2 separate regions of the Homo sapiens genome follow, and region 2 is linked to region 1. Evidence: chromatin contacts called from ENCODE Hi-C data. All regions are on one chromosome and are shown on one strand. The core of a region is the stretch at or near the end of the contact, and the rest is flanking DNA. Distances in the headings are between cores, read along the strand shown. Region 1 holds the start of RAD21L1 (RAD21 cohesin complex component like 1). Region 2 overlaps SNPH (syntaphilin).

The links. Hi-C counts contacts between places; a loop is a spot of excess contacts on that map. Pooled maps may share reads with other maps.
Region 2: a loop to region 1 is called in a map of CD8-positive, alpha-beta T cell, with 8 times the contacts of the local background. The contact joins the enhancer-like site here to the promoter of RAD21L1 in region 1. A Hi-C loop is called at or near these places in 8 of 168 maps with a recorded cell type or tissue (CD4-positive, alpha-beta T cell, CD4-positive, alpha-beta memory T cell, CD8-positive, alpha-beta T cell and 4 more), 1 of 37 single-sample maps with no recorded cell type and 10 of 50 pooled maps.

Annotation. Positions count from the first base shown.
Region 1 is chr20:1,223,541-1,227,412 of GRCh38, reverse strand. It overlaps RAD21L1 (RAD21 cohesin complex component like 1), which reads right to left and starts at 1,369. Exons shown (of 14, transcript NM_001384355.1): 1 at 1,273-1,369. RefSeq lists a silencer at 1,108-1,157.
Region 2 is chr20:1,299,164-1,303,064 of GRCh38, reverse strand. It overlaps SNPH (syntaphilin), which reads right to left. Exons shown (of 7, transcript NM_001318234.2): 6 at 2,354-2,503. Among named protein-coding and RNA genes, the nearest start is that of SDCBP2-AS1, 24 kb to the left of the region's middle. Within about 2 kb of position 1,909, at least 4 of the 41 ENCODE cell types and tissues checked have a DNase peak (open chromatin) inside an H3K27ac peak, as active enhancers do; they include CD4-positive, alpha-beta T cell and CD8-positive, alpha-beta T cell, where a contact is called at or near this core.

The DNA.
Region 1 (3,872 bases), core at 120-2,619:
TGCCCCAACTAAAGGTGACGCAATCCGCCAAACCATGTTCCCCTACGGGGCAGCTGGAGATTTTAATGCATATGGCTTGTACCTTGCGCTGGTTCCACTACTTTCCTTTTTAGTCTGTGTGTTTCGCTCTCTCGGAATAAATTCCTATTTATCTTTTTAAATGGCTCCCAGTGGTGTGAGGTACTTTTAAAATGTACTTTTTGGCCTGGCGCAGTGGCTCACGCCTGTAATCCCAGCACTGTGGGAGGCTGAGGCGGGCGGATCACTTTGATGCCAGGAACTGGAGACCAGCCTGGCCAACATGGTGAAACCCCGTCTCTACTAAAAGTACAAAAAGTAGCCAGGCACGGTGGCGGGCGTCTGTAATCCCAGCTACTTGGGAGGCTGAGGCAGGAGAATCGCTCGAACCCGGGAGACGGAGGCTGCAATGAGCCGCGATCGCCCTACTGCACTCCAGCCTGGGCGACAGAGGGCGACTCCGTCTCAAAAAAATCAAATGTACTTTTTAAGTGATGGACTTCTTAAAAGAGAAAACAAACAAAGAAAAAACCCAAACCCTGAGATTTGCTATTCCTGAGACATTGATTTTCCCGAGCACATATTACCTAACCTTTTTCCCCTCCCCACAAAATACGCACACAAACTCCCCCCGCACCCTCCCGCCCCACGTCCCGGAGGCTTTTTCAGTCTCCAGATTGAACTGACTTCGTGCAACGTGAAGCCACCGGGATGGGGCCACTCCGTGGAAACCGGCCCGCAAAGGGCAGGGTGGCGGCGGTGGCGGGGAGGGAGCGAAGGGAGGGAGGAAGGGGTCGGAAGGGGACCGGGCGGGGACCCTGGGAGAGGGGCGTGGGGAGAGAGGGCTGAGCCGGGCAGGGCGAGACCCTTCCGGGCGTGAGGGAGGGGAAAGCAAAGTGCAGGGGCTGGGAAGAGCTGACGGCCACGCTCAGGGGCAGGGGGACGCCAAAGGCTCCTCCACAGACGACTCCTCAGAGTTCCGGGCCGGGTGCTCACAGAGGGAAACTGAGGCCACAGCGCCCATTTTCTTCCGCGTGCGGGCGAGGAGACCCCGGGTCGCGCCTCCAGCCCCAGCTGGGCTGCGGGCGACGACCTTTCTTCCTCAGGCGGGACCCTCCGGGCTTGGCGCCGCGAGCTAACACGGCGTGAGGCGCCGGCGCCGGGTGCGTGTGGGAATGTGGGTGGCGGCGGCCCCCATCTCCCAGCCCGCCTACAGCACTCGGGGTCCGGCCGGCCTCTCAGGCTGCGCCCTACTTTCAAAGCCTCGTCTGAGGTGTGGCGTGCCAGAGCAGGGGCTGCGAGGAGTCGCCAAGTCAGCTTGGCCGGGTTCTTGGCGCCGCTGGGCGTCTGCAATGCGCGGCAGGCGCGGGGCGGGGAGGGGCGGGGCGTGGAGAAGGCGGGGCAGTGGGCGAGGGCGGGGCGTGCAGGGGACGGGGCGGAGCAGTGGGCGAGGGGCGGGGCGTGCAGGGGACGGGGCGGGGCAGTGGGCGAGGGCGGGGCGTGCAGGGGACGGGGCGGGGCGTGCAGGAGACGGGGCGGGGCAGTGGGCGATGGACGGGACTGACAGGGGATGGGGCGGGGCAGTGGGCGAGGGGCGGGGCGTGCAGGGGATGGAGAGGGACGGGCAGGACATGGGGAGGGGCGTGGAGGGGTATGGACGGGCGGGGCGGGGCAGTGGCTGAGGGACCGGGGGCAGGGGGCGGGGAAGGGCGGGCCAGCGACCGAGGGACTGGGCGCGGCGGCGGCGGCGGCGGCTGGGGGTACGGACAGAGTAGGGCAGTGCGCTAGAGTGGAGAGGACCGGGACTGAGAGGGACGAGGGCGCAGGGCGTTGGTGGGGACAGTGGACGGGGCAGGAGGGATAGAGTCAGACAGTGAGCAAGGCGCACCGGTCCTAGTGCGCAGTCTCCGGCTTTGTCCTGGCGCTCGGACCTGAGACACCTGAGCAGGGGCATGACAGGGATGGGGCCTGGGCCCCATAGTCCTGTTGTGAAAGGTGATCTTTCTGGCTGATCTCTGAACATCCCTATGATGCAGTCCAGTCTCTTCTCTTCCACTTATAGCTGGAGGTCACTGGAGAAATTCTTTAATCCCTTGAACCTCAGATTTTCTCATCTGTAAAGTGAAAATAATAAAAGTACTCGCGCCGTAGGATATTGTAAGAAATAAATAAAATGAACCATGAAAAGAGCCAAGCAATAATAAGTGCTCTACAAATATTAGCTATTATTATTATTGTTATTATTAAAAAGATTATTCACATTGACCTGCCCTTTGGGGACAGCAAATATTTTCCAGCCTGGAATATCACAGTTCTCAGTAGTCAAGGCCAAGTGCTAGAACCTGAGAAAAATCCTGCAAGAGCATCAGGATGCAAGGCTGGTTTCCTCTCTTGAGTTTGATAGTAAATACTAATAAATCTTGGAGCGGCAATGGCATCCAATATAAGGTTATTGATAAGGTTCAGGCTCCTGGCTGGGCATTTTCATGGGTTGTCTCATTGACTCTTCAAACAATCTCACAAAAGTAGTTACTGGTTTTCCCCTTTTGAATAAGGAAAGGGCTGGAGAAAAAATAGCAACCTGTCTAGGGTCACGTGGTTGGGAATTGTAGAGACAGGATTCAAATTGAATTCAAATTGAAGTTTAGCTCCCAATTTCCGACCTCAGGAAATGATGTCACGGCAACCATTCAAGAGGATGTCTGGGAGACACCCTTGGTGCCACCCTCATGTCTACTTCAATGCCAGCCCATCAGCAAGCCCATCACTCCACCTTCAAATATGACTTTCATCTACCCCTTCTCAAGATCTCCACCGACTCCACCCTAGTCTAAGCCACCTCTCTCCTGGAAAAGCTCCAACCTCCTGAGCGGTCTCCTTCCTGTCACTCACCTCCCTAAAGCCCATTCTCTACACCAGGGGTTCCCAACCCCGGGTGGGAACAGGGCCGCACAGCAGGAGGTGAACAGTGGACGAGGGAGCCTCACCGCCTGAGCTTCGCCTCCTGTCACATCAGCCGCGCATTAGATTCTCACAGGAGCGCGAAACCTATTGGGAACTGCACATGCGAGGGATCTAGGTTGCCCGCTCCTCACGAGAATCTCATGACCCCCCGCCCACTCGGCTCGTGGAATAATTGTCTTCCACAAAACTGGTCCCTGGTGCCAAATAGGTTGGAGACTGCTGCTCTACACTGAAGCCAGAGGGGTCTTTGAAAAATATAGATCATGGCCAGGTGTGGTGGCTCACGCCTGTAATCCCAGCACTTTGGGAGGCCAAGGCAGGCGGATCACCTGAGGCCAGGAGTTCCAGACCAGCCTGGCCAACACGGCGAAACCCCGTCTCCACTGAAAATACAAAAATTAGCCAGGAGTGGTGGTGGGTGCCTGTAATCCCAGCTACTCGGGAGGTTGAGGCAGGAAAATCGCTTGAACCGAGGAGGCAGAGATTGCAGTGAGCCAAGTTTGCGCCCCTGCACTCCAGCCTGGGCAACAGAGAGACTCTGTCTCAAAATATAGATCAAATCCTATTACCAGCTGTAGGGTCCAGCCCTACAGGGCTTAGCGGGTGTTCTCCCCGTGTGTGGAGAGGAGAGATTGTAATAAATAAAGACACAAGACAAAGAGATAAAGAGAAAACAGTTGGGCCCGGGCGACCACTACCATCAAGATGCGGAGACTGGTAGTGGCCCCGAATGGCTGGGCTTGCTGATATTTATTGCATACAAGACAAGGGGTCAGGGTAAGAAGGGTGAATCTTCTTCTTTTTTTTTTTAATTTTACTTTAAGTTCTAGGGTACATGTGCACAACGTGCAGGTTTGTTACGTAAGTATGTATGTGCCATGTTGGTGTGC
Region 2 (3,901 bases), core at 660-3,159, 75 kb before region 1:
GACAGTGACCAGGGAGTCAAGGTGTTAGCACACCTACACCAGGGCATCCTGCCCAAACCACACAGGGCAGATGGTCTGCTCTAAGCCATGGGGCTGGCCCTAGAAATGAAGCTGGGAGATGGGCCATCTGCTCCCTGAGGCATTAGTGCAAAAGGCCACGCAGATCCTGGGCATCATTGGGAAGATGAGGGAAAATAAAAATAGAAATCCTCCCTCTGCCGACAATGAAGCTCGCTGAATGCTACCCGTAACCGCCTGTAGTTTAAAACCACAACAAATCCAAACCGGATTGGCTGCTTGGCAGAGCTGTGGTCAAGAACGATGTGGTCATGCATACAGCGTGATCCCATTTATATGAAATGTCCAGAATAGACAAATCCATAGAGACAGAAAAATCAGTGGTTGCCAGGGACTATGGTGGTTGGAGAGAAACTGGCGGTGATTGCTAATGGGAATGGGGTTTATTTTGAGGTGATAGAAATATTGATGAAATTAGAAATTGGCGGTGATTGCTAATGGGAATGGGGTTTATTTTGAGGTGATAGAAATATTGATGAAATTAGAAATTGGCGGTGATTGCTAATGGGAATGGGGTTTATTTTGAGGTGATAGAAATATTGATGAAATTAGAAATTGGCGGTGATTGCTAATGGGAATGGGGTTTATTTTGAGGTGATAGAAATATTGATGAAATTAGAAACTGGCGGTGATTGCTAATGGGAATGGGGTTTATTTTGAGGTGATAGAAATATTGATGAAATTAGAAATTGGCGGTGATTGCTAATGGGAATGGGGTTTATTTTGAGGTGATAGAAATATTGATGAAATTAGAAACTGGCGGTGATTGCTAATGGGAATGGGGTTTATTTTGAGGTGATAGAAATATTGATGAAATTAGAAACTGGCGGTGATTGCTAATGGGAATGGGGTTTATTTTGAGGTGATAGAAATATTGATGAAATTAGAAATTGGCGGTGATTGCTAATGGGAATGGGGTTTATTTTGAGGTGATAGAAATATTGATGAAATTAGAAATTGGCGGTGATTGCTAATGGGAATGGGGTTTATTTTGAGGTGATAGAAATATTGATGAAATTAGAAATTGGCGGTGATTGCTAATGGGAATGGGGTTTATTTTGAGGTGATAGAAATATTGATGAAATTAGAAATTGGCGGTGATTGCTAATGGGAATGGGGTTTATTTTGAGGTGATAGAAATATTGATGAAATTAGAAATTGGCGGTGATTGCTAATGGGAATGGGGTTTATTTTGAGGTGATAGAAATATTGATGAAATTAGAAATTGGCGGTGATTGCTAATGGGAATGGGGTTTATTTTGAGGTGATAGAAATATTGATGAAATTAGAAATTGGCGGTGATTGCTAATGGGAATGGGGTTTATTTTGAGGTGATAGAAATATTTATGAAATTAGATAGTGGTAATGGTTGCAAAATTCTGTGACTAAACTAACAATCATCTAATTGTACACTTTTGATAGGTGAATTATATGGTATGTAAGTTACATTGCAATAAAGCTGCTGTATTAAAAAAAAAAAAGAAAGAAAAGAAAAAAGGAGCGATCATCGTGCCTGCTCTGAGCTCCAGCCCCACACAGCACCTTGGCCAGCTCACAATAGGCTGCATGTTTGCATAGACACAGTCCCGAGAAGGATAGTTAAGACAATGGGAGATCGACGCCCTGAAGTGTAGATCACAAAGATGAAGCCACTGGGCTTGGAGGGTAGAAGCTGGGAGGGTTGGGATTAAGCACTTGAGAATGAGCTCAGACGGCCTGCGGGGGCTCCTGGGAGACACCTGGGCTGGGGAGGAGCTCAGCAAAAGGCTTCTCATCATCATCCTCCACAGCAGGAAGTAGATGGCTTCTGGGGCCTGAAGTCGAGGTTGGCCACAAGCCCTCTGGTGACTCACTCAGGAGGAAGCGAGGAAGGATAAAGAGTTGTTTCTCCCCCAAAAGAGGCAAGTAAGTCAGAAAGAAGCCCTGTGCTCCAACTCCTGGAAGATGGGAGCCAGAGGAAAAGAAGCAGCCAAAGGAGCTGCCAGGCTGAAGCTGGGAAAGGACAGCACAGGCAGGAGGCCCCACAGGACAGGCCCTCATGGGAAACTGCTCCCGCCTGGCCCCCAACAGCCTCGTGGAGCAGTCAAGGTGAGTAGCTGCTGGGGATGAGGGTCTGCAAGTGGGCTCAAATGAGGCTTTGCTGGGAAGGAGAGAGCAGACGGATGCTGGGAGACCCCCAGCCACTCCTCCCTCCAAGAGGCACCCCAGAGCCCTGGTTTCCCTGAGTGTGGAGCTGGTGGGGTACCCCCAGGGCTGCTCGTGGCCACCCGCTCACCGGTCCTGGAGCCGGTCCTGTGTGTCCTTCAGCCGGGCTTTCAGGTGCCGGATGCACACCTCCTTCTGCTGCAGGGGGGTCAGGTACTGCTCCGGGGTCGGGGGCTTGATGCCATGGTTGTCACTGCACAGCGTGTATTTCATGGAGCGCCTGCAAGGGGACGCCCATCATCAGGGAGGGAGGAAGAGGTCAGGCAAGGCACAGGTGCTTTACCTCTGGGGAGCAAGGGGACACCAGCCTCACCATCCCTGGCCACCAGATGCTCCAAGCCAGGCCTCCCACACAAGGCAGGAGAACCCCCAGCCTTCTGGAAGGTGGGTTTTAGTAGAGTTCCTCTAAGTGAAGACCATCATGTCAGGAAGCGGGCTTCAGGGCTCCTCTAGTTAGGGCTGGGTGGGGAGATATATCCCAGAGCATATGTGTAAACCTGGAACCAGGCCAAGCACTTGACCAACGCCATCAATCCTTATAGCAGCCCTGAAGTAGGGACTGTCTTCATCTTTTAGAGGGGCCGCTGGCCTCAGAGAGGTTAGCTCTTGCCCCGAGCCCCTCAGACAATCCCGGTAGTGTGCCCCAGAACCCAGGTACCTCGTCTTCCAACCTGGAGAATGAGTTTGAAGGCTGGAAACTGAGGTGTAAGTGGCAGATGCTGGGTCTGCATGGCAGACAAGGACTCACCCCCACACAGCAGGATACATCTCCCAGGTGGAGGCAGAAGCTCTCCTCTCTAGAGCTGAGACCCCTCACAGCCTGGGGACAGGGAGGGCAGACACGCGCAGGCACAGCTGTCTCCATATACGCCCTGGCACTCTCACTCCTCACCCCCACTGCGTACACGTGGGTGAGCACTACATGCACGCACACTTCCTGGGATGTCAATTCCCAGTCCATTCACACCTGCATGCCCACATACATGGAGACACACTTGTGCCTCGCAGGTACTCACACATACTAGGGCACCAGCCCAGGCACATGTTCACACTTTCACCTCCGGGGGCACATGGGAGCACACACGTGAACACCTGCCGGCTCTGGGCAGGGACCTGTCCACTGCAGTACTCTGGGGTGGCAGCAGGCTGGAAGTGCACTGCTCCCAGCACAGGGCGGCACTGACATGGTGCCCTACCAGGGCAAAGGAGAAGGAATTTCCACCCAGAGGGCAGTCAGGTGCCAGTGGAGGAGGGAGGGCCAGGCTTTCACGGGGAAGGAGAATGCCCCAATTCCACAACAGACTATGGCCCAGCCAGCTCTATTCTCAGTGTCCTGGCTGCTGGTTGTTTTGCTCAAACAGAAACCTTGGATCTTGGCTTAAAACCTGGGCATGTATCTCGCGACTAGAGACTCAGGCCTTGTTGCCATCCAACTCTGCTCCTTGAGGGGAGAGTGACTGGCAGGTCTAGGGAGGGGCAATGTCCCTTTATGAGCCTGGAAAAGGCAGGCCCTGGTGAGGCCCATTTGCTGAAGCAGCCGAGCTGGAGGCAATTTTAAAAGTTCCATGGAAGCTGTATGGTGTTTACCGAGGAAAAAGTACTTGTAAGTCGTAAACTG